Regions from separate parts of the Mus musculus genome. Here region 1 is linked to region 2. Evidence: chromatin loops called from intact Hi-C (ENCODE). Cell type or tissue: left cerebral cortex. All regions are shown on one strand. Each heading gives the region's core, and the rest is flanking DNA. Links, peaks and the distances in the headings are about the cores only.

Evidence for each region. Peaks named below come from ENCODE experiments on the same cell type or tissue, not always from the same donor. Only the 100,000 strongest peaks of a DNase experiment are listed, where the experiment ranks them.
Region 1: it touches region 2 in a loop (2.1-fold over the local background); 5 of 42 quality-filtered maps call a loop at or near these places.

Annotation. Positions count from the first base shown.
Region 1 is chr3:132,619,957-132,636,512 of GRCm38, forward strand. Gimd1 (GIMAP family P-loop NTPase domain containing 1) reads left to right here and starts at 9,890. Exons shown (of 3, transcript NM_001372140.1): 1 at 9,890-9,952; 2 at 14,767-15,161. The coding sequence starts at 14,769. In left cerebral cortex, for the core only: a CTCF peak has its summit at 9,040; a DNase peak (open chromatin) is centred at 9,083.
Region 2 is chr3:132,498,975-132,515,530 of GRCm38, forward strand. It overlaps Gm30147 (a long non-coding RNA gene), which reads left to right. Exons shown (of 3, transcript XR_867646.1): 3 at 1,416-1,452. Among named protein-coding and RNA genes, the nearest start is that of Gm30147, 28 kb to the left of the region's middle. In left cerebral cortex, for the core only: a CTCF peak has its summit at 7,354 (motif pointing right); a DNase peak (open chromatin) is centred at 7,315.

The DNA of each region.
Region 1 (16,556 bases), core at 4,503-12,502, 120 kb after region 2:
TTGGCTAGTACCCTGTTTTGAATTTGATTTGCACTTACATAGTGCAATGATGTTGAACATCCATTCATGTCCTTATCAGTATTTTATATCTCATTTCCAGCAAATATCTGTTCACATTCTTTGCTCTAATCAAATTTTTGTCATTGAGTTATAACAATTCTTTCTGTATTCTGTATTTAATTATTTTATTAGATCTGAGCTACATAGTTTTCTCACACTCTGTAAGTTACCCTCTCCCTCTCTAGGTGACGTCTTTGAAGCAAAGTATCTTTAACTTTTATGATGTCTGATCTGTTACTTCCCTCTTCACTCATGTGCTTGTTATTTCATCCAAAACACCACTGGCCAGGCAGAAGTTGTAAGGATGCATTCCCATATTTTCTTCAGGGAGTTACATAGTTTTGTTTTTCGTTTAGGTCTTTGATCCAATATTTGTCAATTTTGTGTGTGATATAAAATACAAGTCAAAGTATGTTCACATCTATGTGTACATGAATAGCCAGTTAATTTTGCTGACAAAGCTACAACCTGGTTGGTTGGTTGGTTGGTTGGTTGGTTCTGTTTTTGTTTGTTTTTTGTTTGTTTGTTTGGTTGGTTGGTTGGTTGGTCGGTTGGTTTGGTTTGGTTTTTCAGTTTTTGTTTTTGAAACAAGGTCTCACTATGTATTCCTACCTTACCTGGAACTCACTATGTAGACCATATTGGCCACAAATTCATCCGTGTTTGCTATCTGACTCCTTAGTGCTAGGATTAAGTCATATGTCAAGACACCCTGAGATTTACTTGGATGTTGTTGTTGTTGTTGTTGTTGTTGTTGTTGTTGTTGTTGTTCTTCTTCTTCTTCTTCTTCTTCTTCTTCTTCTTCTTCTTCTTCTTCTTCTTCTTCTTCTTCTTTCTCCCATTGAATTGTCTGGGAATCCCAGAACAAAATGATGGTTTATTTTTATACTTTCAGTTTTAATCACAGATTTATATGTCTTTTATATGCCACTAAATATTTTTTTGAGTTTTTACAGCCAGTGGGCAAGAACAGGAAGTCAGGGTTGGTCAGTGCAAAGAGGCTGGGAAACAACAGGAAGTGGCGGAGAGAAATCAGACTTAGGACTAAGGAGTCAGAGCTCTGCCCTACAGAAACACACAGCTCGTGAAGATTTCTGCACATGCCTGGTTTCGTGAAAGTATACTGGTCACCAAGTAGCAAATGGGGGTGGAAGAATTAGAGCAAAAATACAATTATTCCAAGTGAATGTTTGCATATGCTTTCTACGCATCAAGCATTGTGCCACTGGTGTGACATCAGTAGTTCAGTTCTTGTATACGTGTAGTTGACTAGTCCCATAAAGTCTTACTGATTCCATGTTGGGAAAGAAAATAATAAAAAGCATGTCCATATCATATAGGCAGTCCATATTACAGGGGAAATTTAAACCAATATCTGTAAATTTTAAATAAATTTAGATAATGTTTTCAACTATATTTAGTTCAAGAAAGTTATTGTAGAGATGTAAATTATATATAAATCCAATATATAAAATCTAGCCAGTTTCTCTCCATTACAGTTTTTACGATGGTCTCACTTGTAAGGACACATGGATATATAGGTTGGAATGACCTTAAGACTAGAAAAGAATTGGGTTTAAAGCATCATATTGTAAAGATGAATTTAACAGGTATGTACTAAACTTGCACTATTTTTCCTCCTCCTCCTCCTCCTCCTGCTCCTGCTCCTCCTCCTCCTCCTCCTCCTCCTCCTGCTCCTCCTCCTCCTCCTCCTCCTCCTCCTCCTCCTCCTCCTCCTCCTCCTCCTCCTCCTCCTCCTGCTCCTGCTCCTCCTCCTCCTCCTCCTACTCCTCCTCCTGCTCCTGCTCCTCCTCCTGTTCCTCCTCCTGCTCCTGCTCCTCCTCCTCCTCCTCCTGCTCCTCCTCCTGCTCCTGCTCCTCCTCCTGCTCCTGCTCCTCCTACTGCTCCTCCTCCTGCTCCTCCTCCTGCTGCTCCTCCTGCTCCTCCTCCTCCTCCTCCTCCTGCTCCTCCTCCTCCTCCTCCTCCTGCTCCTGCTCCTCCTCCTGCTCCTGCTCCTCCTCCTCCTCCTCCTCCTCCTCCTCCTGCTCCTGCTCCTGCTCCTCCTGCTCCTGCTCCTCCTCCTGCTCCTGCTCCTCCTGCTCCTCCTCCTCCTCCTCCTCCTCCTCCTCCTGTTCTTTTCCTATTACAGAATCCCTGAGCTTTATTTGAGCTCATAAGTTTTCAGTCAACAGCTAGGATAATGGGAGTTTTGACTTCATTCTTTTTAGTAGGAAAAGGAGGTTTGAGGGGGGCATAAGCTAGCACCTGCAGAGGAGAAGGAAGAAGGCCAGCTTTGCTTTACGATTTGACCGTAGCTAATCCCATCCCACAAACATGAAAACTCACTCAAGAAAAGCCTCATTTCTCTGAGGAGGTCTCTTCACCCAGACTGCTCATGCCACTGTGAAGCTGAGGCCAGACTTCATCATGAGCCTTGATGGAAACAAAGCCAAATCCAACCCAACCCTTGCATCTAAAACACATTTTCAGGTCACTACCCTGACCTACAGCAGTCCTGTGGAGTGAATCGTTGCTTCTCCTTAACTACAGAAGTAAGGCAGGCTTAGAAGTGTTCTTGATTTCTTTAACCAATTTTCTACTTATGTTCCTACTATACCTCCACAAAGAAGTATCCACTTATTTATTTAAGTGACTGATTCTGCTTATACATGGTAAAAAGGGGAAGAAACAAGGCAATGAAACCTTTGGGTTCTTGTTCATTTGTTATTGTTGTTTCATTTTGTTTTGTCTTGTCTTGTTTTACATTTTATTTTATTTCATTGTGGGGAGGAAAAGATCAGACGAGTCAGTTCTCAACTTTCACAATGTAAGTGCCCAGGCCAGTGGACACCTTTACCCACTGAGTGATAAAAATGATCTTAAACTTGAGTGTGTTTCCTGTTAGTTTCAAGAAGAATTTTTATCTTGGGGCTGGAGAAATGGCTCAGTGGTGAAGAGCACTGGTTGCTCTTCCAAAGGTCCCAAGTTCAATTCCCAGCAACCACATGGTGGCTCACAACCATCTGTAATGAGATCTGATGCCTTCTTCTGGTGTGTCTGAAGACAGCTATAGTGTACTCGTGTACATTCAATAAATAAATTAAAAAGACTTTTTATCTTATGAAATGCACACAAGACTTGGAACACAGATTTACAAATAAACTCTGGGCAATTCACTCTGCCTTACATTTTGATTTCCAGAAAATAAATCACACACCCACAGCACAGCAGCAACTCAGCATCATGACTTATATTTATTAATTAGTTGTCTGTCTGTACTCTGACTGAAGAAACTCCAGAGCTTGTTTGATATCTATAGTTCCTACATAAGCTGTAACAAACATTTGTATCTTGTTTTACTTTTCAAATAAAATTATTTCAAGAATATATCCACTTTAAATAGCAGTGAGATTTATTTTATTGTCCTTAAGGAATACAAGTGTAAAAGAAAAAAAAGTGTATTCTTTCACATTTGTGCTGCGAATACTGGTCATGATACTTAATTATGGTTCCAGGATGTAAATCCATCTATGTAGTTATTTTAACATGACAACTCTAAATATCATCCTTTATTCTGTGATTATCATGTAATTTTATGTACACCACAGAATTTAGAAATAGCTCCGAAGAATACCTTACTTAGTCCTAAAGAAGAAGCAGTATAACCAAGGACTGAAGATAAAATTAGCATCAGACAAAGGACCACCATTGGCCGGGAAGCTGTTTCTCCCTGACATGTGTAATCTGTTTCTCACTGTTCAGTTGGCCAAGTTAAGCTTGCTATCAAGCTGTCTGAACACAGTCTTTATTCCATTTTCTAATATCCTGTATACCTTCCCCATCTGGCTGGAAGGTGAAATCCAACTCTTCCACTGCATCTGAAGCAACAATATGTTTCAGATGCGTTTCCCCAAATATGATGGGCCACGGTTTCTTTTCTAGCCCAGCAATTTTATAGTATTATTGTGAAGCGATGACTTCAATTTCATATAATCACGCTTGGCACAGATAGCAGCTCTTATCCAGACCTATTCCGTTTCACCTTTTAGGAATTATGTAAATATCATGTGTCTCTTTTCAAAATTTACCACTTCATTGTTACATACTGACCTCATCTCTCACAGACCACACAACGCATCAACCTTAGCATTTGTCTCCTTGTGCTTAGCTCATGTGGCAAGTGACTGAAAACCATCCTTAAAACTTCCCACCCACTCTCTGGCCAGCTCTGCCTCTGAGTTGTAAATCACACTTCCTAATTTCTGTGGAGTCTTGGCGGACAAGCAGGATGTGATGAACTGTGTAGGCCCTGATTACAAAGCTTTAGTATCAAATCAGCAGGGGGTGGAATTTAGCGATAGATTCGTATATAATAGTTTAGGGTTATGTCCTGAATCCCTCTCTAATCCCACTGCTAAGCTGTGATATGGGAAGGAGTCTTTTCCAGAGATTCTTCATCTGGAATGACAATTGTGCCTACAACATGCACTTGTTATTTGAAGTTAAAAAAAGAAAGAAAGAAAGAAAATGCTCATAAAGCCCTTAGCCCATGCCTGCCTCATGGTAATTGTCCCATAAAGTCTATTTTTGTTATTACTATTATTAATATTGTTGCTATGATTGTTTGCATGTTAAGCCTATATGATTACAAAAACTGAGATCAACAAGATGGGTACCAAACAGACACTAAGCACATTATTGTCAACATTGAAATATCTTTGGACAACTTCTCTTTACAAAACTCTATAGTTCCATGATTTTCTGCTTTACCCATTCCCTCAAAATAGTTCTAAGGAAAGAGGAACAAAAAAGAATAACTTTTTTATATTTACAGATAAATTGTTCTCTCTCTCTCTCTCTCTCTCTCTCTCTCTCTCTCTCTCTCTCTCTCTCTCAGAACCAGGCTGTAAATTTAATATATGGTTTTTACCCCTAAAGATCCATTTCAACCTTAAAGATACTAAAGTTAATTGTGTTTACACAAAAAGGAAGCATTTCTTGTTAAGTAAATAGAATCTCTCAACATATTAACATAACTTTAACACATTAGCCACTTTTGAACAAAAGTGGAGAACTAGTTCTAGAAACAAAGGTAATTAAACATTAAAAAATACTAAGATGTGGGTAAAATAAGTGTATACCACAAATCAGTGAAATGTATGCAAGAAGGGTCAAATTTCTGTGGGAGAAATTTTTAAGTTGTCCAAGAATCAGTTCTAGAATGCTGTTCAGTTCCACTATCTTCTTGGGAGTTTTATAAGTCTTTTGAGGATATGTGGTATAGATTATAAATTATCACAAAGCTCCACACAAGAGAGAATTTTTTCTAATTTCTTTTAATAGGGTGGTGTATTCCTGAGCATAAAACAGGACAAATGCAAAATGAGTAGAGTTGCAGAGAATAGAAAGATTGTTTCCTGGGAAAACCACTTGCTGTGTATGCATGAGGACTTCATTAGGTTCCAAATATACACATAAAAGCAAGATGCAGTGGTATGAGCCTGCAATCCCAATGGTAGGGGTGTATTGCAAGCCAGCCATTCTAGCTGAAATGGTGAGCCCAAGGTTCCATGACAGAGATTTCCTTTCAAAACAGAGGAATGGATACAGAAAATGTGGTACATCTACACAATGGAGTACTACTCAGCTATTAAAAAGAATGAATTTATGAAATTCCTAGCCAAATGGATGGACCTGGAGGGCATCATCCTGAGTGAGGTAACACATTCACAAAGGAACTCACACAATATGTACTCACTGATAAGTGGATATTAGCCCAAAACCTAGGATACCCAAGATATAAGATACAATTTCCTAAACACATGAAACTGAAGAAAAATGAAGACTGAAGTGTGGACACTATGCCCCTCCTTAGAAGTGGGAACAAAACACCCTGGGAAGGAGTTACAGAGACAAAGTTTGGAGCTGAGATGAAAGGATGGTCCATGTAGAGACTGCCATATCCAGGGATCCACCCCATAATCAGCATCCAAACGCTGACACCATTGCATACACTAGCAAGATTTTATCGAAAGGACCCAGATGTAGCTGTCTCTTGTGAGACTATGCCGGGGCCTAGCAAACACAGAAGTGGATGCTCACAGTCAGCTAATGGATGGATCACAGGGCTCCCAATGGAGGAGCTAGAGAAAGTACCCAAGGAGCTAAAGGGATCTGCAACCCTATAGGCGGAACAACATAATGAACTAACCAGTATCCCGGAGCTCTTGACTCTAGCTGCATATGTATCAAAAGATGGCCTAGTCGGCCATCACTGGAAAGAGAGGCCCATTGGACACGCAAACTTTATATGCCCCAGTACAGGGTAACGCCAGGGCCAAAAAGGGGGAGTGGGTGGGTAGGGGAGTGGGGGTGGGTGGGTATGGGGGACTTTTGGTATAGCATTGGAAATGTAAATGAGCTAAATACCTAATAAAAAATGGAAAAAAAAAAGAAAATGTAGTGAGCAACATCAACGTGAAGCCTTCTTATAGATATATGCACACACATGCATACACACATGTACACCACAAACATAAAATAGTAAACATTTTAAATATGTACTGCTATAAATAAATCTGATTATTAATAAAGTTTATAAATATTGAATATTATAAAATTGAATGTGGTAGTATATTAAAAAGTAGTGTGACTTAAGTGATTGCCAGAAAATGTTTTTGCCTCCACACAGTTGAAAAACCAAGGCTTCTTCCTTCCTGGATGCTTCTCATTGCAAAAGAGATTCTTAAGAGAAGTAAATGGAATGAGGACACGGTTAGAAATGTCCCCAAAAGAGCCAATATCTCATGGTCCCCGAGCAATTAATATCCAAAAGTAATTCTATTTCCCTATAGGCTAGTAATTTTTATTTCTGTATTTAGTGATTTGAAAAATGCACAGTACATTTATAGTTTGAAAAGATGTACAACCATTCGGAATAAAAATAAGCAAACAAATAATAACAGAACTAAATCCAAACATCATGACTATTCTGCATGGGTATGTGAGTGCCAGAAGCTACAAAATACAAAACTTGTTTTGGACTGAAGGCTTCATTCCCATAGTCCTGTCCAAACCTGAACATTCTTCATTGTTCCAACAATATTCAAATTAAGATTATTTGTCTAGTATATTTGAACTTCTGACCAGGGTCTCAATAAAAGTGAGATCTTTTTTTCTTCTAAAACCAACTTGGACTCTGTTATCCAAATCACAATCAGCCTCCACCTTCTGGTCAGCTGAGAGGAAGCTCAAATGTGTGTCGTACCGGCCAAGATTAAAGCATAGGCCATCATAGACAACCTGGCCTACCTGTATGCTATGGGCCTTATTTACTACAAAAAAGAAATATAATCAGAGCAAAGGGTTCAGCTTGAACCAATGAAAATGAAGATTCATTAGAGTATAAGCTCATTCATTAATCAAATTGCTGTCTGGCAAGATCTGCTTATAACAGAATTCATTTGATAAAGATGTGGGATTTTATTGAATATATAGACAAGTTATAAGCTTTGTTCAGATGTGCATATACACAGGAGCACACAGAAATATATGCATATGTGTAAATATTGACTATATTCCTAACACTGCCACCTTTTCCTAACACAATTTCTCATGTTGTGGTGACCTCAAACCATAAATTTACTTTTGTTGCTACTTTATAACTGTAATTTTGCTGCTATTACAAATTGCACATAAATATCTGTGTTTTCTGATGGTCTTAGGTGACCCTTGGGAAAAGGCCATTCAACTCCCCTAAGGAGTTGAGACCCACAGGTTGAGAACTGTTGCTATATACTATATACACGTTTGAAATCAAATCCTCAGCAGCTAGGGTTTTGTCATCTGAAAATATATGATTTCATGGATGATGGAAGGTCTAATATCCTCTGGATGGTTCCTACAAGTTCCTGGGAACTAGCATTCTTACAGCACAGACCTCCTGTTTGTGACTTACTTGTCCTTACATGTCCTCTGATTTGTGTGGTCCTTATCCTGAGCTAATATACATACAGAGCTGAACCCTTTCTTTAATTTCTACCAAGTAAAATGAAATAAAAACCAAAACTAAGATGAAAATGGAAAGCCATCACAGAAGGAAACTATGAACACAAGTAGTTTTGCATCCCATAGATGCAGAGGACTAAAAGTGGCACATTAGCCCTTTTGACTCTGAAGTTGTCCCTGAGTTCTTTCCATCTTCCAATTTAGGAGATTCTCCCAGGTTGTAATGCTGAAATCCCTATCCCAGGCCACAGGCCCTTCTTCTCCTGGTGTTAATCTCTTTGCTTGGCTCTCCCCTCTCTGCCAATTCCAGCAGACTGGAATTCCTTTTTGTGGTTTTATCTAATTTTTTCAGGATCCGCTTTAATTTTTTTTAAAACTTGAAGTAGCTAATTTCTGCTTTCTAACACACATACTGAAACCATCTAATTAAGGATGAAGCCTTTTTAGTCCTGTGACAGCATAGTTAGTAATGTCAGTGGAAAAGTACTTTTTTAAGTTGTTCTTTTACCTTGATTTATCAAAGCAAACACCAAGAGAAATGCTAATATTGTTACATAATTTGTTTAATATTTGTCATTTTCCTCCTATAAATCTATAAAATAGTCTCAAATCTAATATAGCATTAGATAATGTGGCTAAACATCTGCATATCCAGTGTCATTTATAACTATGCTTGTGAACGGTCGACTTCCTTTTATAAACATCAAATTTCCTTTTATAACCCTTCCTTTTGTATTCAGCAAATGACCTAAATGCTCATCTCAAAAATGAGAGGTTGAAAAATTAGGGTCTGCGTGTGCTGGCTGCATTCCATAAAGGAACGCAGAAACCAAGGCCTGCTAGCTCCCACTCTTAAAAAAAAAAAATTCACCCTACAACGAATACATTTTGTTGCAGATTGCTGTATGTCAGTTTACACTTGGAGGCGGCAACTTAAATTCTGGTTGAAAATTCCTTCTGAGGGAACACGTTGCTACCGCCACCTGGGGGAGGCTCTTTTCTACTTCATTCCAGAGAACTAGTGCTCATGAAGGATAGATCCTTTTCGCATCTGCCTCGTCAGACCCACACAAGAAGGGGGACTACCAGCTGTCTCCAGATTGCCTTCTCAGAAGTACTACTCAGTAGACTTCTTGAGAGCTGTAAGAAAGGACCAGAATGTAGCTACAAAGACATCCTGTATCTCATGCGTGATGTGAATGAGTTTGGGGAGGTGTGGACTATCAAATAACCAGAGGAGGAAGACAAATCAGAGATTTTAAATATCAAAACAAAACTAGTTTTAAAGAAAAACAACTTGCAGCTCCTTGTGTGCCTTACATACGTCATCAGTAGGTGTTTATGAGTTTGCATGTCCCCGACCGAGCACACAAGAGATTTTAACAGCTTAAGGTGATATGTTTCAAGTATATGCAAATAACCTAGGGAATTTTTCTAGAACAATTTGAATTTGTGAATTTACTACTGTTACATAGTCTGTAAATTATTATACACACGCATATATTCACTGGCAGTTTTCATGAAGTGATGCAGGGTTTATCCATTAAAATGGAAAAGTCTAAACTGTCACTAAGAATGTTTCGTACTTTGGCTTGGGTACCTTGTTACTTAATAGAAACACACTCGGAACTTAATTCTGGAAATATAGGTTTCAGGAAGTATTGATTTAAAGGATAGTCCTGTGAGATAACATATGTAGGCTCTGATTAGAAGACAGCTAATCACTTACAAAGAGGATGTCTGGTGACAGATTAACTAAACAAAACGATGCAGTACCAGTCCCCGGCTAGTACCACACAGTCAGGAGACCAAAGTCCATTTCAAAGAATAAACTGTACTGGTTCCAAGGAAACCTGTAAAGAATACATTTCTAGCATCAAAAGAGGTAAGTGGATTTAAAATGTATCATATATGTGATTGGAACTAAACAGAAATGAACGGCCACTTGATGCCATGGCACAATCGAATGAGCTGTATGAACGGCTACCTACGTATTGTTCAACTGTGTGGCTTCTGGAAGGTGCTTGCGATAAGACCTGGAAATCCTGGGGTGAGAAACCTTAGAGAACAAGAGAAACCTGGATTACTTAACACCATGTAACAGAATTATAAATCACAAGCAAAATAACAGCTATTACCAATTAAAGTGTTACTGAGGTCACGTGCCAGTTTGCCAGTCGCTTTGCTTACAAATCAATGAAAATGGTGAGTGAGCACGGGAGAGCTTTCCGTCTTCTGATATTTTCTTCACTCTCCTTCTTCAAAGTCTTGAAATTTTTATCGTGCATGTCTTCCTCTTGCTTGGTTAGTTACCCCCAATATAGTTTATTCTTTTTGTGGATATTGTGAAGCGTGCTGTTTCTCTAATTTCTTTCTCAGCCTCTTTGCCATTCGTATACAGGAAGGCTATTGACTTTTTTTTTAATTAATCTTGTGTCCATCCACTTCACTGAAGGTGTTTATCAGCTGTAGGACTTCTCTGTTAGAATTTTTGGGGTTGTTTATGTATAGTGTCTATCATCTGCAAATAGTGATACTTAGATTTCTTCCTTTCCAATTTGTATCCCCTTGATCTCCTTTTGTTGTCTTATTGCTCTAACTGGAACTTCAAGTACTATATGGAATAGATAGAAAAGAGTGGCCAGCCTTGTCTTGTCCCTGCTTTTAATGGAATTGTTTTAAGTTTCTCTCCATTTAGTTTGATGTTGGCTATCGGCTTGCTATATTTGCTTGATTATGTTTAGGTTCGTGCCCTATATCCCTGATTTCTCTAATAACTTTAACTTGAAGGGGCATTGGATTTTGTCAAAGGCTGTTTCAGGATCTAATGAGATGATCATGTGACTTTTCTCTTTCAGTTTGTTTATATGGTTTACACTGTTTTTATATATTGTTTATATGTTTACACTGACAGATTTTTATATATTAAATCAGTCCAGCATTTCTGGCATGAAGCCTACTTGATCATGGTGATGACTTTTTGATGTGTTCTTGGATTTGGTTTGCAAGTATTTTGCAGAGTATTTTTGTATGAATGTTCATGGGGGAATTGGTCTGAAGTTTTCTTTGTTGAATCTTTGTGAGGGTTAGGTATCAGGATGACTGTGGCCTCACAGAATGAGTTTGGCTTGGCTATGTTCCTTCTGTTCTATTTTGTTGAACTGTTTAAGGAGTATTGGTATAAGCTCTTCTTTGAAAGTCTAGTACAATTCAGTGCTTAAACCCATCTGGCCCTAGGTTTTTATTGGCCGAGAGAATCTTAATGTCTGCTTTGTGATATTAATTGAGACAAATGCCCATTTTCTTTAGATTTTCCAACTTTGTGGAATGCAGACTTTGGAAGTATGACCTAAAGATTCTTTCAGTTGCCTTGGTTTCTATTGTTATGTTCCCCATTTCATTTCTGATTTTGTTAATTTGGATATTCTCTCTGCATCTTTTAGTAAGTTTGGATAAATGTTTGTCTATTTTTTTAATGCTCAAGAAGAACTAACTCTTTGTTTCATTGAATCTTTGTATTGTTTTCTTTGTTTCTATCTTTTTGATGTCAGCCCTCAGTTTGATTATTTCCTGTCATCTATTCCTATTGGGCATGTCTGCTTCTTTTTGTCCTAGAGCTTTCAGGTGTGCTGTTCAGGTGCTAACATGAGATCTCTCCAATTTCTTTAGGAATGCACATAGTGCTTTGAACATTCCCCTTATCAACACTTTCATTGTGTCTGCTAAGTTTGGCTATGTTATGCATTCATTTTCATTGAGTTCTACAATGTCATTAATTTCTTTCTTTGTTTCTGCCTTGATCCCATAGTCATTCAGTAGTGAGTTGTTCGGTTTATATGAATCTACAGGTTTTCTGTTATTTCTGTTCTTGTTAATATTCAGCTTTAATTTGTGGTAGTCTGATAGGATACAGGAGGTTATTTCAATTTTTTGTGTCTGTTGAGACTTGCCTTGTGACTGGGTATGTGGTCTTTTGAGAATGTTCTATAAGATGCTGAGAAGATGGTATATTCTGTTTTGGGGTTGAAATGTTCTGTAGATATCTGTTAGGTCAGTTTGATTCATAACATCTATTAATTCCATTATTTCTTTGTTTAATTTTTATCTGAATGACCTATCCATTGGTGAGAGTGGAGTATAAAAGTCTGTCACTATAAATGTGTGAAATTCAGTGTGTGATTTAAGCTTTAGTGATGTTTACAAATATGAATTCCCTTGCCTTAGGGGCATAAATTTTAAAAATTGAAATATCACCTTGGTGGATTTTCCATCTGATGTATATGAAGTATCTTTCTCTATCACTTTTGAAAAATTTTGGTTTGAACATCTATTTTTTAGATATTAGAATAGCTATACCAGATTGTTTGTTGGGTCAGTGCTCACGAATCAGTTGGATTAACATAATAAAAATGGCCATCCCACCAAAAGCAATCTATAAATTCAACACACTCCCCTCCAAATTTCTAACAGAATTCTTTACAGACCTTGAAAGAACAATACTCAACTTCATATGGAAAAACAAAAAAACCCAGGACAGCTCAATCAATCCTACTCAATAAAAGAACATATGGAGGTATCACCATCCCTGACCTTAAGTTGTACTTCATAGCTGCAGTAATATAAACCACATGATATTGGCATAAAAAAAGACATGCTGATCCAAGGAATCAAATTGAAGACCTAGATGTAAATCTAAACACCTAGGGTCACCTAATTTTTGACAAAGAAACGAGAACTATACAATGGGGGAGACATCTTCAGCCAAAGGTGTTGGTCTAACTGGATGTTATATAGAAGAATGTGAATAGATCCACATCTATCACCCTGCACAAAATTCAAGCCCAAGTGGAGAAAAGACATCAACATAACACCAGATGCACTGAAGAGAAAGTGGGGGATACTCTTGAACCCATTGGCACAAAAGACAACATCCTGAACAGAACATCAATAGTGCAGGCACACAATTAATACTAAAAAGCTTCTGTAAAGCAAAAGACACTGTCAGTAGGACAAACAGCAGCCCACAGATTGGGGAACGCTCTTTACCAACTAACTCCACATCTAAAGAACTCAACAAACTATTTTAAAATGAGGTACAGATCTAAACAGAGAATTCTCAACAGAGGAATCTCAAATGACTGAGAAACACTTAAAGAAATGTTCAGCATCCTTGGCAATCAGGGAACTGAAAACCAAAATGACTTTGAGAATCCATCTTACACCTGTCAGAATGGCTAAGATTAAAAACACAAGTGACAACTTTAACTATGCTAAAATCTCTTTTAATTCTAAGTCTTGTATTTAAAATTAAATTAAATTAAGTAAAGCTGAATGGGCCATGATGCTTCATATCTGCAATCTCTGCGTTTGAGACAGGGTACAGATGAATTGCTTGAAGTCAGTCCAAGCCACATAGTGAGTTCAAGGACAGCCTGAGCTCTCGTTTCAAAAGATTAGGGGATGCTGGAGAGATAATGCAGTGGCTAAGAGAACTGGCTGTTCTTCCAGAGGGCCAGCATATGATTCCTGGCATTCATACTTGGTAGCTCACCACCATCCTTAATTCCAGTTCCAAAGGATCCAGCACCCATCTTCTGGCCTCTATAGGCATCAGGCATGCATGTGGTGCATACACATTCATCCAGGCAAAATACTCATAGATATAAAAATAGATAAATTGAAAATTCAATAAAAGAGAAAAGAAAGAAAGCTGAACTAGCTGTTTCTTCTCTTGTTCTGTTTCTACATCTTCCACAGTAAGCAGATTTTAAATCCTTTCCACAGATTCCTGAACTCTGTAATCTCAGTCCTGAATTCTCTCCTCCCCCACACCAGGGCAACAAGATGTTCCCACTAAGTGAACTTGTTTTCATGGGATTTGGCCCTTCCCTCCTTTTCCTGCAATGAGTCCTTCCTCAGACCTTCCTCACTTCTACTTGGTTTCCTTTTATGTCCCCACTATCAGTTACTACTGTCCGAATCCCCACTCTGTCCTGACACATCAGTAGTGATCACATGGCCCTGCTTCAGTTACTTCGAAGGAGGAGGAAGCACATTGCAGGCAGCACAGGAAGCTCTCTTCATCCATGGATGCTTCATCAGTAGATTTACCCAATCATAGACTGAGAATATTCAGAGAAAATTATGTCTATATTGGTCATATACAGACTTCCTTTGTCTTTGTCATTGTTCCTCAAACAGTAAAGTATGATGGTGCTTACATTTTACTGTTAGAATTATACTAAATATAATCTAGAAATCATTTAGAGCAGTGGTTCTCATCCTGTAGGTCTTGATCCCTTTGGGGTTCTAAGACCCTTTCACAAGGGCCACATATCAGATATCCTGTATATCAGTTGTTTCCAATACATTTTATGACAGTAGCAAAATGATAGTTGTGAAGTAGCAACAAAATAATTTTATGGTTGAGGGTCACCATAATGGGTTACAGAATTAGGAAGGCTGAGAACCACTGGTTTAGAGTATTATAAATGGTAATGTGCATAAATAATAAATACTACACCATTTTATATAAGTAGGTTGAATATGAACAGGTTTTGATAAATTCTGGAGCAGTAAGTCATCCCACATAGACACTGAGGGACAACTGTACACAAAATATCCTGGCCAGGCCAGAGGCTTTACATTGGGTAAGTATAGATATCTAACTCTCCTTGTGGTGCCTCTGTTTACCCATAGCTATGACAGACACCAACAAGATGATCATCAACTTGGCTGTCTTTGGCAGGACTCAGAGTGGGAAAAGCTCTGCTGGGAATGTTCTTTTGGGAAGTGCTGACTTCTACAGTAGCTTTGCTCCAGGCTCCGTAACCAAAGAGTGCAGCCTGGGCCGCAGCTGTCACCTCCATGGCTTCATGCGTCGAGGGGGACAAGAGATCAGCCTTCAGATACAGGTACTGGACACTCCAGGGTATCCACACAGCAAGCTGAGCACGAGATGTGTAAAACAGGAAGTGAAGAAGGCCTTGCTGCATCATTTTGGACAAGAGGGTCTCCATCTTGCTCTGCTGGTCCAGAGAGCTGATGTGCCTTTCTTTGGACAGGAAGCATCTAACGCAGTCCAACTGATGCAGGTAACACAAAGATGTAGTTAGGCTGGCACCATCTCATCTGGGGCTGTTATCTTCATGGGCAAGACTTTGGAAGAAACTGGTTCAAAATATACTTGAACTATAAGGTGCTAGCCATATAGCAGTAGTTAGTAAAAGGGAATTTTTCTGCCAGGAGTTCTATTTTGTAATTACTTTTAGACCAGAGTTTCTCTACCTTCCTAATGCTGTTCCCTTATAATAAGTTCCTTATGCTGTGGTGACCCCCTTAAACATAAAATTATTCCATCACTACTCCATAACTGTAATTTTGCTACTGTTATGAATTTTAATGTAAGTCTGATATGCAAAATATCTGATGTGTAATCCTGAGGAGTTGCAACTCACTACTCAAGAACCACTATTTTGGAGGAACCCAGTCCATCATTCTACAGTCTACAATCTACATAGACAGAAATTTTTAGACACTACCTTGCAGGAGAAGCCTTAAATTCTTAAGAACCTTGAACTTGAGAAAGTTTGTACAGTGTAACCCCTGTACCATCCGCACCAGAATCAGTTGGGCAACTTGTTGAAAATGCAGACTCATCCATGACTATTGGCATAGTACCTCAAGAGGGAGCCCTGTGCATCTGCATCTCCATGTTTCTATGTAGATGTATGAAAACAAGGTGAGGTTCAAAACCACCAGCTTAAATGCCCACACACATGCAACACCAAGAGGACAGCTTGTTATTACTATTTATCAACAAAGGCGTATCTGTCCACTGATGATTCTCCCGTGTAGCGCTGGGCACTTTCAGACACAGGAAGTCCAAAAGCTCTTAATGCGGAAGAGGCCAATAAATGTCAGAAAGGACAACGTGTCAACTGCCTAAGCAGTATAATGTGTAAGAGGAGCAACACAAGACTTAGCATTGCGACAAATGTCACAGGGAAGCTGTGCATGATTCATGGGAAAGAAACCAGTGATTTCCCGTGTTTCCCTGTCACAGCATGTAGGCAGAACCCAGATGGCATATGCTGTATTTGCTTGCACCAGTTTATTTGTTCACTTATCATCAGTCACTAAGTTGGGGGTTTCATTCATTAGACGGTCCAGCAAAGGGTCTAGGGAAGAGAAGGGGATCTTGGCATGTCCACAGCTAGGAGGAGTAAAGAATGGATGTATTTATACTGCCAGAAAAGTGTAGTAGAGGGGCCCATGTAGACTATCACATTCAATTCCTGGACATCATTCATTGATCTGCTACGTTCTGGCCAAGCTCTTGATTCTCTAGACAGGGGTCACCCAAGTTTAACTGCTGGGCCTCACGAGTAGAAGTCACTAAGTTCAGATGATGAATGTCCCCCTGTCACTAGTGAAGACAAAAGATTGGCCCAAATGGCAGACACAAGGTTCGTTTCTCAAGGGTTATG
Region 2 (16,556 bases), core at 2,930-10,929:
GTTTTAGAAAATCAAACGTTTCCAATTTACCATTCAATATACTGAGGTTTAAAACTGAATATGAGGAAAGGCAACAGAAGACAAGACACATCTTATAGTGCAAGCTGAGCACATGATCCCTCTAACGACCCTCGATGGCTCTCTGGGTGTTCCTTTGGTTTACACACAAACACACTCGTGCTTTCCAAATTATTCAACATAGTTTCATACTACAACTTTCATTTCTTTTGTATCCATATTGCATCCATTTATGTAATTATTAAACTATTACATAAGCAGAAACTTGTATGCAGGGTCATAGCTCTTAAGTGATAAGAAAGAAATGAATTAGGTGTGGTAGAATACACATGGTACTTGCTCACATGAGTACCACAACTAGAAGTCAGAATATCTGCAGATGGAACAAAAAAACAACCTTATTATATGTGTGTGTGTATATATATAGTGTATATATATATATATATATATATATATATATATATACATATATACATACATATATACATATATGTATACATATACATATATATATAACATTTAACTATAACTACAGAAATAACACTGAAAATGCAGGAAGGCTTGGCATGGCACATGCCTGTATTCCATCATGGACCACAGAGAAAAACCCTGTCTCATGAAGCAAACAAAGCCCCAGACTGTTGAGCATGTAGCCAGATGATCAGTCCTGGCTTTTATGAGGCCTTTCAGTTCTACTTCTCTCAGAAAGTAGGACAATTGGTCAGTACTCCTCATACTCAACACTCTATAAGGCTTGAATAAGACTAAACTCACCGAATCTACAGTCTCCCTTTGTTGGGGGAACCCTATCTCTTTTCTGTGTCTAAGAGAGAAGTCAAGGAGGATATCTGAGACAGGTGAGGTTGGGGAGTTTGGGGAACTCAACAGGAATGGAGCAGTCCTGGTTCTGACAAGGAAGTGGGTAGACACTAAGCCAAGTTTGAAAAGAGGACAAGTAGGGAGAAAGTGGGCAGCCTTGTCTAGTCCCTGATTTTAGTGGGATTGCTTCAAGTTTCTCTCCATTTACTTTGATGTTGGCTACTGGTTTGCTGTAGATTGCTTTTATTATGTTTAGGTATGGGCCTTGAATTCCTGATCTTTCCAAAACTTTTATCATGAAGGGATGTTGGATTTTGTCAAATGCTTTCTCAGCATTTAACGAGATGATCATGTGTTTTTTGTCTTTGCGTTTGTTTATATAGTGGTCTATGTTGATGGATTTCTGTATATTAACCATCCTTGCATCCCTGGGATGAAGCCTACTTGGTCATGATGGATGATTGTTTTGATGTGTTCTTGGATTCGGTTTTCGAAGATTTTATTGAGTATTTTTGCATCGATATTCATATGGGAAATGGGTCTGAAGTTCTCTTTCTTTGTTGCAATACCTCTCCTAGGCATATACCCTGAAGAAGTTCCAACTGGTAATAAGAACGTATGCTCCACTATGTTCATAGCAGCCTTATTTATAATAAGCCAGAAGCTAGAAAGAACCCAAATGTCCCTCAACAGAAGAATGGATACAGAAAATGTGGTACATTTACACAATGGAGTACTACTCAGCTATTAAAAACAATGAATTTATGAAACTCTTGGACAAATGGATGTATCTGGAGGATATCATTCTTAGTGAGGTAACCCAATCACAAAAGAATTCATTAGATATGCACTTACTGATAAGTGGATATTAGCCCAGAAACATAGAACACCCAAGATACAATTTGCAAAACACAAGAAAATCAAGAAGAGGGAAGACCAATGGGTGGATACTTCAATCCTCCTTAGAATACAGAACAAAATACCCATGAAAGGAGTTACAGAGACAAAGTTTGGAGCTAAGACAAAAGGATGGACTATCCAGAGACTACTCCACCTGGGGATCCATCCCATAATCAGCCACCAAACCCAGACACTATTGCATATGCCAGCAAGATTTTGCTGAAGGGACCCTGTTATAGCTGTCTCATATGAGACTATGCCAGTGCCTGGCAAGTACAGAAGTGGATGCTCACAGTCATCTATAAGATGGAACACAGGGCCCCCATTGGAGAAGCTAGAGAAAGCACCCAAGGAGCTGAAGGGGTCTGCAACCCTATAGGTGGAACATCAATATGAACTAACCAATACCGCCCTGGAGCTCGTGTCTCTAGCTGCATATGTAGCAGAAGATGGCCTAGTCGGCCATCACTGGGAAGAGAGGCCCCTTGGTCTTGCAAACTTTATATGCCCCAGTACAAGGGAATCCCAGGGCCAAGAAGCTGGAGTGGGTGGGTAGGGGAGCAGGACAGGGGGAGGGTATAGGCAACTTTCAGGATAGCATTTGAAATGTATATAAAGAAAATATCTAATAAAAAAGTAAATTAATTTTTTTAAGAAAAGAAAAGAAGAGAAGAGAAGAGAAGAGAAGAGAAGAGAAAGAAGAGAAGAGAAGAGAAGAGAAGAGAAGAGAAGAGAAGAGAAGAGAAGAGAAAAGAAAAGAAAAGAAAAGAAAAAAAAGAAAGGAAAGAAAAGAAAAGAGGACAGAAAGAAAGGGATCTTGTTGTATAGACTTCCTCATCTTCTAGTATAAAAACTTTGATGAAGATTTCTAGAAAGGAAACATATTTTCTAATAAAACAGCAAAAACTGTCATAAACTAAACTTTTGCTACTGAAGAATTCCTATTACTTCTTGACCTTGCCTACTATTTCTCACTTTAAAAGAAATTGCAACTTCCATTTAAGAATGACTTCTTTCCAGGACCAAGCTGTAGATCGTCTTTAATGCATTAAACAACTTTTTTTTCTAATTTAATTTATAAAACTGTTATCAATGATATGACACCAAAAAAAAGTTTTCTGATTATTATAACTCCCACTCTCTTGAATCTTCCTCCCAATTCTAGGATCCCCTCACATACACACACAACCCCACTCCCACATGTATGACTTTGTTAATGTTGCTTTCTTCGTCTTGAGACCCACTGGATTTAACCAGGTTTGTCTGTTTCCAGATTGGAAACTATCCATTTTAGCTCCCTCCATAGATACATCGCTAAACACAATGATTGGCCCTCCTCCATAATCCAATAGTTCACAGGGAGGAGAGGAGTCCCAGAAGCCTTCCCTAATCCATGATTAACTACTGATAAGACTTGTCTTGTGTAGGCCTATTAAAGACAGCCACAACTCTTTCAAGGTCACAGCTGCAACTCCTATGCCCAGAAGATAGCATTTTACAGCCCTTATCCCTCTCTTCTGGCTCTTACATTCCTTCCATCCTTTCTTCTGGGATGTTTCCTGAGCACTAGAGGAGGTGGCATAAAGAGCTAAGGACTCAGTGTCATTTATCCTCAATATCTTCAAAGGCACGCATTTCTATATTCACCACCATTTACTGCAAAGAGAGGCTCCTCTGATTAAAGCTAGGAGTATCATTTATCCATGGATATAAACTTCAGTAGACCGTACCTTAATATCGTGGCAATTTAATTAAAAGACGGGAGCAAGCACACTTCTAGAACCTACACCTTTCAGTCACAGGCTTTCACTAGGTTTTCAGTACCAGGTATGAATTCACTCCTGCCGTGCAGGCCTCCAATTGAATCTGAGTTATTAGTTACTCCCATATTAACCATTTCTCGTCTGTCCTTTTAAGAAAACACATCAAGTCCAATATGTATTGCCCAACCATTCTTGGCAGTGGAACTAGATGGTCATAAAGTGTGATCCACCTAACAGAAGCCACATGATTGAAGAAATCTCTCTCTCTCTCTCTCTCTCTCTCTCTCTCTCTCTCTCTCTCTCTCTCTCTCTCTCTCTCTCCCTCTCTCTCCCAACAGCTACCAAAGGCCAATCACTCCTCAGCTAGTCATAGATTCCCCCCAACCCCTGCTTCTCACTATCCAGTGCTAAGATTTTGTCTGGCTTGAGCTTGTATAGATCTTGTGTATGCTGTCACAACAGCTGTGAATTATTACATGATACTGTCTGGTTTTACCTTGAAAATATTATTTCCTTGATGTCAGCTGCCACATCTGACTCTTAAAATCATTTAGCACCCTTTTTTCTTGAAGATCCTTGGGCCTTGGGGAGAGGGATGTGATAGGAATGTTCCATGTAAGGCAGAGCAGTCCTCAGACTCTTACTCTCTGTACTAATTGCTGTGGCTCATTTTTATTGGTTTATTTTCTTGGTGTTTCATTTTCCTGGATCTTTGTATATCCTACATATTATTCCTCTGTTATAAGTATCACTAGCAAGAGTGTTGCCCATTTTGTAGGCTACCTCTTCACTCAATTGATAGCTTTTGTGTTTGTTTTGTTTCAGTTTTGCTTTACAAAAAGGATCTTGGGGGTGGGGAGGGACTGGAGAGATGGCTCAGCAGTTAAAAGCATTGACTGCTCTTCCACAGGTACTGAGTTCAATTCCCAGCAACGAACAAGATGGCTCACAACCACCTGTAATGCAATACGAACTGTGAGAACCGTGTACTCACATACAAAAATAAATAGACAAACAAACAAACAAACCAGCGTGTTGGTTTCATGATATCTCAGTTGTCCATGGCTAGTCTCACTCCCAATATTACTAGAGTTCTATTGAGGAAGTCATAACCTGCACCTGTATGCTGAAGGGTAATCCTCACTCTTTCCTCTGGCAGTTTCAAGGTCTGCAATCTTATGTTGAGTTTCCTGATCTATTTGAAGTTTGCTTTGTACAGGTTGATAGACAATGACCTGCCGCTATTCTAATATATGCTGATATCCAACTTTCCTAGCACTACCGGCTGAAGATGCTATCTTTCTCTGGTGTGTTTCTAGTATTTTTGTCAAAAAATCAGGTAGCTGTAGCCCGGTAGATTTCTATGTTGTTAGTTGACATTTCTGCTTCGTGCCGTGCTGGTTTTGTTACTGTGGCTTTGTTGTATAATTTACAAATTTATAATTTACAATCTGGTGATGCCTCTTCCAGGACTTTTTATTCAAGATTATTTTGGCTAAGCTTGATCTTTTCTACTTATCGATAAATTTTCAGTTTTTCTCTGTATCCATGAGAAAGGTCCTGGAACTTTTATTGAGATTGCACTGAAGTTATATATTCACCTTGGTGTAAGGGTCATTTTTACAATATTAATTTTTTTCTGATCCATGAGCATGGATATTCTTTCTATCACCCAGGGTCTTATCTAGTTCTTTCTTCAGTGTTCTTAAAGTATTAAAAAAAAACACTAAAGTAAATGGATAGAATTCTGCATTCATACAATTACCAAAATTAAACTAAAATGAAATAAATAATCTAAGCAGACCTATAACCGTCAATAAGATTAAAGCAACAATAAAATACCTCCCAACTTAGAAAAAAACAAAATTGATTCAGAGTAGAATTCTATCAGAACATCAAATAAATAACACTGGTCCTACTAAGATCATTCTATAAAACAAACAAACAAAAAGGAATAATTTTAAAAACGTTTATGTAGCCAGTACTGGCCTGTTACCAAAGGGCAATAACAATGCAATTAAAAAACAAAAAACAAAATTACAAACATATCTCCCTGACAAACATAGATGCAAAAGAAATCCTTAATAAAATATTTGCATGCCATATTTAAGCTCACATCAAAAATATCATTCATCATGACTAAGTTGGCTTCATTTCAGAGATACAGGGATGGTTTAATATATGTAAATCAGTAAATGTAAATATACTCAAGTACAGAAATAAAAACATCATTTCAATAGACACTAAAAGGGCCTTTGATAAAAATCTCTGGAGAAGAGGAGGAGGAGGAAAAGGAAGAGGAGGAGGAGAAGTATGTATGCTACCAGAGTGCTACTCTGCTTCTCGGTGGCTCTATATATTAAGATTTCATCATTGTTAGTCTGTTTCATCTCCAGATATATTTTCTTCGTCAATAAATCTGTGTCGTCCTGGATGTTGGCATTTCTTACAATTTGGCTGAAGCGCCTCAGAGTTTCTAAGTGGGTTTTACAGTCTTTGTTTCATCTCTCTTGGCATGCTTTTATGCATTTTCAAGATTAATGTTAAGAACATTGGAATTTTAAAAGAAAGGTTTGTGGTGGATGAAAAGACAGCTTTGGGTGAAGGATGGGGTATTTCAAACATGAAGTATATAAATAAATTTAAAACTTTTGTTTAAATTTGTTTTCCGTTGTATTTATTTACTGTTACAAATCCTTTGCCGAAGGAGTTTTAAATACAAACATATTTGCAATAAGATGCTTTTTTTAAAAACATGTGTGCAAGCAATCTCCAAATCTATGCAATAAGCCCTAGACCCAGAATCAGCCAATTTCTCTTAAATTTGGCAGGTTACAAAACTGATTTTTATGGTACAGTCCAGCAGAATCACAAACTCAGTTGTGTTTGACAGGTTTATCACTCAGATTCCATGCAAATCAACCATCATGGACATGAAAGGGGAGGAAGAAAGGGAGGAAGGGAAAGGGGGAGGGGGAGGGGGAGAAAGGAATGGAGAGAGGGAGGAAAGAAGGGAGGGAGGGAGGGAGGGAGGGGGAGGGGAGGGGAGGGGAGGGGAGGGGAGGGAAGAAGGGAGGGAAGAAGAGAGGGAAAGGAGGGAAGAAAGGAGTGAGCAAGCAAGCTATTCTAACAATAGCAGGCAAGTCAAATAAAATCCACCCAGTGAACCCATAGCTGCAGCTTCAAAGTCCTTTCTGCCTTATGTTGAAGTTCATTCTGGCAGTGGTTTCAGTTAGCTACATTTTATTAGACTGTTGCCAAATCTAGAATTATTACTTTTTAACTTATTGGGTTCCTAACATACCAGAACTTATAATCAGAGGACATCCAACTGACCATCATCAGGGGAAGAGAGTTATTGAATATAAAATCCTGAGTGTTGAGGATGGAAGATGTGAAGTTTCCACATTATATAGACCTAACTTTATAAATGAGCTTTAGATAGCTTCGAACCCAATGAAAGCTCTGTGTGTGCTATTTAGAACAAAAATAATGCCTGATTAAAACCAGTTTTATGTAGCTCAGTCTCATAAATGGTTGCTATGGCAGAAATGCACCAATGTTAAGTTGTGTGTGTGTGTGTGTGTGTGTTCTTTATGGCAGAGCATAGAAGATGGACATCCAAGACAATGTGAGAAAGCTCATCTTCTGTAAACCTTTTCTCACACTCTGCGCATCTCATGGCCTCTGCATTCGTGCCACAATCGCTACAGTGGGTGAGATATCTCAGTCCTGCCAAGCTCTAGGTCTCCTGGCAACAGAGAGCAGGCTTCTTTATCTTTTGATGCCCACACTGCAGTACTTAACAGATGCCTCATGGTGACTTCCCCATAGTTAGGTCCCATATACTCATCGCCACCAGATGGCAGCAATGCTACCTTCCCCAGTAACAGGGGACTTCACCAACACCCCTTGGCTTGTTTACAAAGGCATCCTACCCCTCCTTTTCCTCCCTCCTGATCTAAGCCCTCAACTCCTGAGCATCAATACTCAGTGTGCTTGCCAACAATTTATAGGTCTCTCTGATTTGCAAGTCTCTGTGTAATTTCATGAGAAAATATGGAGGTGGAAAATTTGAAATGTAATAATCCCATACCCTTCTTTCCTAACACATACGTTTAGGCTTAATCGCTGTTAACACCATAGATCACTCACATGTGATGAGTACAGCCTGTTTTTGGGTGGGAAAAAAAGTATTCTTAATCCATCCTGTTTCCATCATGGGAGGCATTAGCTGGAAAGAAACCTTTCCCCTTTTCTTTCTGCCCTTATTTATACCTCCTCTAGAGAGATGAATTAATGAATGTGATAGGCAAGGACAACCGAGAACTTTATGGCAGCCTTTCCCGCTTTCTTTCTTCCTGGGGCCATCCATCCACGAACCCTGGTCTTAGTCTCTTCATGCAACATACAAACACCCCAATAGGAAGAGAAATCTGCAAGTATCAGCCATTGATTGCATCTGTGCTTGGAAGGAAGAAAACGACAGTCTTCAAGCAGCCTTTGGTTAGCCTTAAAGTGGACACTCCAGTCTCCATCTACCTGATGGCTTTAAGGAAACATAAGATGTCTCATTTGAGGTCCCTGAAAACTCTGACAAATGACATTAAAACCGCCTTCTATCTTAAAATTTAAACATGTTTGAGAGTCTCTCTCCCCCCTCCCACTCATTTTAAATTACTACATTTCATGGTCTCTTAGTTGTGATTATTAACTGCTTAACCATATGTTCATATTAAATTCAAACGTTAGCCCCTCAGAGTTACTCGCTTTCAACCAAAGAACATTAATTGACCAAAATTGAATAGCATGCTCAGAAGTGTTTTCCTTTCTTTCCTAGCCAACTTTGCAGCTTTATATATGGTCTCCTTCTTACTGAGGTCTTGGCCAACTCATTATTGGGAAGGCCTAGAGTAGCTTTTAATATCCTTGACATTTTTAGCTATTAATCATTTACAGCTGATGGGATAGGCCAACGATAATACATTTTACACTTTAATGCCCAAGGTTATCTCTTTTCATCCTCTAAATCAGCGTAATCCTGAGTCAGCTTTAATTGGTATTTAAGGATGGAGTCTGTTACCTCGGCTTAACTCTCTCTGACATCTTTGGGAGAGCAGAGCAGCATAGGAAGGAAGAACAGGAGCTGACCGCCTTCCCTTGTTGTGATGCTCTGCCTTTGACTCTGGATCTTCTTTCACTTTTCTTTGGTTTTATGTCACATGTAGTGAGCTGAATTAAATACCAGAGATGGAAGCAATAGATCACAGAATGCAATAAGGTGATCAATGCCCATTTCATTTCAAAAGTATAGACTAGGTAAAGCCTGGGAGAAAAGGAGAGCATTATTAAAGTGGATACCTGGGAGATGTTTTTCCATATAAAGCAACACCCAAAGCAAAGATCCCAAAGTGAGAATTCTTGATGTGTCTGATGACCAGAACATGACAGAAGGCAACTGAGCAAAAAAAAAAAAGAAAGAAATGGAGTAAGACAGGAACCACGGAGGAAACAGATCCTAGCTTTGTGGCCACATAAGAGTTCAGCTCTTACCTTGAGTTTTAAAAAAAAAGTTGGGGAGGGTTGGCTCCTTCAGAAACTTAAACAGAGGGGTTCTGTGACACAGTTCAAGTTTCTAAAAGCTCATGCCGGATGATTCGTTGACAATGGATTCCAAGACAATAAAAAGGGAAGGAGATTTAACTAAGAATTATGACGTCTCAGTCAAGGTGGTGAGACATAGCAGACTGTGGGCAGATTTTGAAATCTGAGCTAAGAATGGCAAATATAGGAGGTGAAAGAATAAAGTCCTTGGTGATGGTTTCCTGGTCGTCAGGAGCCCTGGGGTGGGGGTGTGGCCTGGACACAGACTAGAGAAGGACTAGGCATGGGTGAGAACGACAGGGACATGAACTGTACACATGTGGAGATCAAAAAGTAGTCTGCTTCCAAGTGGAGCTATTACCAGATCATTCCTGTTAAATCTTAAAAAGACAAGTAGTCCTAGAGGTGGGAATATGGAGCAATTAAGAAATAAATCCTTCAATCTGTAAGTGTAGATGAAGAAATCTATTATTACAAAATTTAAAAATCACAAAGGGAATGTGAGTGAGAAAGAATAAACTAGCAAGATGAAAAGAAAACAAGGTCTGTGAATCCTGGAAACTGGGTAAAAAAAGATTAGCAAGGGATGAGTGAGGATATACTGTATCTAAGATGCTGGCCGGCCAGCTAAGATGCAGAGTGGGGCTCCTCTTCTTCTTCTTCTTCTTCTTCTTCTTCTTCTTCTTCTTCTTCTTCTTCTTCTTCTTCTTCTTCTTCTTCTTCTTCTTCTTCTTCTTCTTTCTTCTTCTTCTTCTTTTCTTCTTCTTTTCTTCTTCTTCTCTTCTTCTTCTTTTCTTCTTCTTTTCTTCTTTTCTTCTTCCTCTTCTTCTTCCTCTTCTTTCTCCTCCTCCACCTCCTCCTTCTGCTCCTCTTCCTTTTCCACCTCTCTCTGTTTACCCTTTCTCTCTTTATCTCTCCCTCTCCAACCCCCTCCCCTCTCTCCATGGCAACTTCCCTGGCCTCAAGACTGAGGACAGGGTACTTGTCCTCCCAAGAGCAGTTTCTCAATAAACCTACCTTTAATATAATCTAAAAGGGGAAAAGAAACAGACTGGGAATTCCCTATAAGCATTCATCACTTTGGGACGAGTCTTTGTTGATTTCGTGTTCTGCTTTATTCTGGACTACTGAGGGAAGAGCCTGGGTTAACATGGGAAAGTAAAAAGAAATGGAGAAATTCAGATAATTCTGTTGTTATAAACAAGAACCGAGCAATAGAATGGTAGATGGTATCTGAAGCAAAGCAAAAGAAATGCTTTAAAGATGTAGGGAAATGTACATTTATGTCGTCATAATAGCTTAGGAGAGGAGGAAATTCTGAAAACAAGAAAGAAGAAACTACTGCTAGAGTCACATGCTGCAGTAAGCTAAGGAAACAGGGTATGAGATGGCAGAGAGCTGTCAGGGCTGTGTCTTTGTGTGAGCACCAGAATGAGCTCAAGAAACTGAGGAGCTGAGGACACAATAGAATGGCTCTGTTGAGAGTCTCTGTGGAGCATCTTTCTATTTGTCAAGCTCTCATCTCTCTCTCTCTCTCTCTCTCTCTCTCTCTCTCTCTCTCTCTATATATATATATATATATATATATATATATATATATATATATATAACTCTAAATGCAGTGCCTAACAGTGGATGTCCCAGGCTGAAGATTATTCAAGGATTTTCATTCTTCTGCATACTCAGTCTCTCAAGAATTAACAAGAGTAAAATTTAAAATCTAAGCCCATTTGGAATATTGATACCAAGCTATCTCCGATTAAAATTAGGCAACAGGAAGTTATGGTGATCTAGAAAGTCCCAGAGACCTGGGATGTGAAAGGCTCCAAGGACTCAATGGGGTGACCTTAGCAGAAATGCCCCTCAGTAGAGAGATGGAAACTAAAGAGAACACCTCCAGTAGATAGACAGGGCCCCCATTAGGGATGGGGATATCAACCCACCTTTCAAAAATTTTGACCCAGAATTGTTCCTGTCTAAAAGAACTGCAGAGACAAAAATGGAGCAGAGACTGAAAGAAAAGCCATCCAGAGGCTGCCCCGAACTTGGGATCCATCCCAGGAGTAGGTAACAAACCCTGACACTATTGTTGATGTCATATTGTACTTGAGGACAGGAGCCTAGCATGGCTGTCCTCTGGGAGACTCTACCAGCAGCTGACTGAGACAGATGCACATACTCACAGCCAATAACTGGGCTGAGGTCAGGGATCCCTAGGGAAGAGTTAGGCAAAGGATCAAAGGAGCTGAAGGGTTAGCAATGTCATAGTAAGACCAACAGTATCAACTAACCTGACCCCTGGGAATTCCCAGAGACTAAGCCAAAGAGTATACATGGACCGGTTGGAGCCCCCATCCCCCACTCCCACCCCAGCACATATGTAACAAAGGACTGCCTTGTCCTGCCTCAGTAGGAGAGGATGTGTCTAATCCTGTAGTGACTTGATGTGCCAGGGAAGGAGGATACCTGGGGGAAAACACCCTCCCAGAGGTGAAGGGGAGGGATGATAGAGTGAAGAACTCTGGGAGGGGGGGACCTGGAGGGGTCAACATTTGTGATCTAAATAAATAATAAATTCTTTTTCTTTTTATAAAAAGAAGGTATGGTAAGAACACATCTAAGAGTGTTCTTCACTCTGCAGACTGAGGCAGGAGGTCACTGTGAGTTTGAGGTCAGCCTGGGTTGCACATAAGAATCTGTTGCAGAACAAAATACACACAACAAAATATTCTGAAGATTTCACTTCCTTATTTTATGTCCATCCTAGATTGTCCTACATCTTCAAAAATCATGCAAAAAAAAAAAATCTGCTACTGCCAAAGACATACACAAGAGCCTCAGAAGCTGGAGAAGTCATTTCTGGTTATTAATCATGAAATATGTAAGAATCCATGATAGCAGAGCTTACGGCAACAAAGTACTTTTCTTTTCAGAGAGTAAAGCATCTGTTTGCAAGCATAGATTGAAACAATACAAGCTCCCATGATAGATTGAAACAATACAAGTTCCCATCAAATTTAAAGTCAGCTACAATGTGGGACTTGTAAGGATACAAGGGTGTCTGTGTTCTCAACTCTAAAACCTTCCTAGTGCTTTCTTGGTGCAAAAAGCCCATTATGCTAATACATCCAATATTGTATCAATACAAAATTCAAGAGAACATTCCTGGAGAAACAGTCAGCAAAAATACCAGCAGTCTCTTCATGCTGGTTAAAATGTATCTGATTGTATTATTTTCAATATTTTCCTGCATTAAATTTACCTCCAATTTTATTTTATAATCAGAAAAATAAGACCATCAGTATTCTTAATACAAGGTGGCAATAACTAAGAAATTAATGGATTTGTCTTTAGCAGTGTTAGTAGTATTTCAAGAAGATAATACTGACTATTCCAAGGGTATGGCAGACTAACTAAATTAGTGTTTGCAAAGAACTCTAGAGGAGTGATGGTAGTAGTTGCATTTCTTTTAGTTTATAGATAAAAGACTGTTTAATAATAATAAATTTTTAAAAACCTCCAAAGACTTCCAGTTCCAAAAGCGAAATTCTGCCCTCTGTTATATGTGTGCAATTAGTTGCATGTGCATAATTGAGGGCAGAATTTGGCCCATAAAATTTGGAATAATCTGGGAATTCTTACAATCTGGAAAAAATTAAAATCCCTTTGATAAAATAAATTATGAAGTGACCCAATTCAAATGGGCTTTGATGTGTAAGGAGATGGTGTTTTCACTTATGTGAGAAAGTTTTTTATTTTTTTTATTTTTAAATCATTTAGCCCAATCTAGAACAGAGAAGAGGGAGGAGACTTATCTGCACCGATCTTTCCTTAAGGAAAAATAACATGCCTGTGAGAGATGAGATATGTAGCCAACCACTAAGACGTGTCTTATACAACAAAAGAAAAATAGACATGGAGACAGGTGGGTACCGATTTAAGCTCAGAGCATCCATAGCTAAGCAGCAACGTGTGCCTGCCTTTGGTCCACAAACTCCTCTGTGCTGTGCGCTCTGCTCACTGGCAGAACAAACACTCCTAGGGATAGATGCTTTCCAAAGTCCAAAGTGTAAGATCTGCCCAAACAAAGCCAGCTCTCTTTGATCCTTTTTTTAATTTCCCCCTTGCGTGCCACCTCAATGGGACCACCAAAGTTTTGCCTCCGATGATTTCCGAAACCCACTTTCAATTTTTTTTTCCGTTTAGAAAAGGAAATTGGGAGGGGAAAATATTATTAAGTTCCACACCCACGTCTTTATCTTCTACACTTGTTCTTCCCGAGGTCACATTTTAAATTTTCAGTTTTCTTTTTTCCCCACCTTGCTATGCTCACTGGGTGTGAGCTTGTCACTGAGAAGTAACAAAGCCCACAACTTTTCTGTTTCTGCCTTAAAAGGGGAAGAGAGAGAGGGAAAGGCTGGCTATACAGTATGCATAAGGTTCACACCTTTTGGCTTTATGTGCTGAACAATTTATCAACTCACAAAGTATGATCTGTTTCTCCTTTATGGCCCTTTCAGCGAAAAAAAAAAAAAACTTATATATATTGGCCTTGCTTCTTGCTGCCCCCCAAGAGGCTCGTCTGGCTCATTACCGCACTACCCACGGGATCAAACCACTTGTAAAGAACTGAGATCTGTTGCATTTGGAGCTCAAAACTTCGAAAACAACCTTAAGCCATACTCCTAAAAACATTAAAAGGAACATTCTTGTGTGCTTTTCAGGCATCTTTACAAGCTCTTGTGAAAGGATAAAAGTGGCTGGCTGGTCCCCAGTTTATATGTTCATTATTCCTAAATCGTTTTGTCCGTCGCCATGAGCATGGTAAGGTCATCAAATCATACAGGAAAAGCCATTATGGTCTTTTAAATGGCCTAGTCTATGAACCACAGGGAAGGCACTTCACCATTAAATATTATTACAGTCTCTGCCTCCTCTCCTTAAATAATCAGAATTAGTATAATTGGTTGAACCTGCTATTGATGGCACCTTTCCTAAGCTAGGAAATATCAAAAGCAGCAGATCAGCTTAAGCGTTTCAAGAGCATGGTCTGTCTAGTCAAACTCTAAAATATTATTTGTTTGATGTTTTCCCCCTAATTCTTTTGTTTAGCACATGTTATCATCCATCGTCATCATTGTTTTCAAGACAGGGTTTCTCTGTGTAGCCCTGGAACTCACTCTGTAGACCAATCTGGCCCAGAACTCACTCTGTAGACCAGGCTGGCCCAGAACTCAGAGATCCATCTGCTGGGATTGAAGGTGTGCACCACCACCTACCAGCTTGTTTGATGCTTATTAATGGAGAGATTCTCCGACTCATTTCAGCCTCTCCAACGAATGTGGTCTAGTTCCGGGGTGAACTGTCTTGTCGGGAGGTTCTCCACACGGACATCATCTCCTTACTTGGAGTAACTGAAAGTCCTGCATCAGGATGCCAGCAAGGCGAGCATGGCCTGTGCCTCACCTCGGCGCATCAGATGGAAGCCATCTTGCTGTCGCTTCACTCAGCTGTCTCAGCTGTCCCCGCGGGCACAAGTTCCCACTGTATCTCCTACAGAAGTAAACTGGTCCTATCGGGCTGCAGCCTCGTTTTTATTTGATCACCAACTTAATGAACTTACCTTCAAATGTAATTAAACTCTGAGGTAGTAGAGGCTGGGATTTCAACACATGAATTTGTGAAAAATTACAACTCAGGCCATAATAGAATAATTTAACTCCCTTATATACTCTTATTTTGGAGCTGTAACCAGACAAAATCAGTTTAGGTACTTCTTAGAAAATTTCATATTTTAAAAGTATGCAAGCATTGATATATTTTAATAAAAAACCTTTTGATATATTACATGATACCAAATATAGCTTTTTTTGAATTAATCAACCATTGAACAAATTACTTAATAAAATAATTAATGAAATAATATACTTTATTTATTTCTGGCATAACCTGTGATGGTAGTGGCTTTATACCTAAATGAGCTTCTTGTAATTCTACCAGTGTAAAGTTTTATTTAATATAAACGCATTAATAACTTTTAGTTAGAACTTTTTGTCTGGTATTTAAGAGCTATTCATGTGCATTAATAGAAATCACAGGTTCAGTGAGCTAAGTAAGTTTCCCCAGGACCCTCTGTGCCAGCTGGCCCCCTTCAGCGAAAAATTCCTAGGAACCACTCATCAGCCCTGCTCTGGGTCACTTTGCAGCATCCTCCTCCTGACCTCACCTACCCTGTGGTTCTACTCTCACCTTATCATGGAAATTCCCAAATCTGTAATTTTTCCTCCATACCCAAACCTTTTGCTTTTCTTTGCCGTTTTGAAAGTACTTCATGTGGAAACCATGTTCTTCCCAAAATATAGTTAGCATATAAAATATAAAGAACAAGACCCTCCATCCCATAATCAGCTTCCAAACGCTGACACCATTGCATACACTAGCAAGATTTTGCTGAAAGGACCCAGATATAGCTGTCTCTTGTGAGACTATGCCGGTGCCTGGCAAACACAGAAGTGGATGCTCACAGTCAGCTATTGGATGGGTCACAGGGCCCCCAATGGAGGAGCTAGAGAAAGTACCTAAGGAGCTAAAGGGATCTGCAACCCTAGAGGTGGAACAACAATATGAACTAACCAGTACCCCCTGGAGCTCGTGTCTCTAGCTGCATATGAAAATGGCCTAGTCAGCCATCATTGGGAAAAGAGGCCCCTTGGTCTTGCAAACTTTATATGCCCCAGTTCAGGGGAAACACCAGGGCCAAGAAGTGGGAGTGGGGGAGATGGGGGAGTAGGGGGGGGGTAGGGGGAACTTTTGGGATAGCATTGGAAATACAAATGAAGAAAATACCTAATATAAATAAATAAATAAATAAATAAATATCCTCAGACTGGAGAGATGGCTCAGTGGTTAAGAGCACTGACTGCACTTCCAGAGGTCCTGAGTTCAATCCCCAGCAACCGCATGGTGGCTCACAACCATCTGTAATGGGATCTGATGCCCTCTTCTGTTGTGTCTCAAGATAGCAACAGTGTACTCATACTTAAAAATAAATCTTCAAAAAAAGAAAAAGGTCGACTCAATCAGTTCATCAAAAAAGCAAAGTCCAATCCCAAACAGCTAAGCCTAAACACACATGCAGCCGAACAACACTAAGTAGACTGACTCTAAAGGATATAGGCATATATATTTCCATATCTGTGTAAAATTAACTTAAATTCGAGAAAGAGTAGAGGCATGGGGAGGTATGGGAAGGTTTGGGGGGGAGAAGAAGGAGTGGTGGAAATAATATAAATATGGTGTTCATATACAAAATTCTCAAAAAATAGAATTTTAAATTAAAAAAAGAACGAAAGCAAGATCTGCCTCCCTTGAGGAACCACTGTACAGATTAAATGAGACAATAAATTAAAAGGCATGTGCTCAGCAGATGCTTGAAGAAATTGCTATAAAACC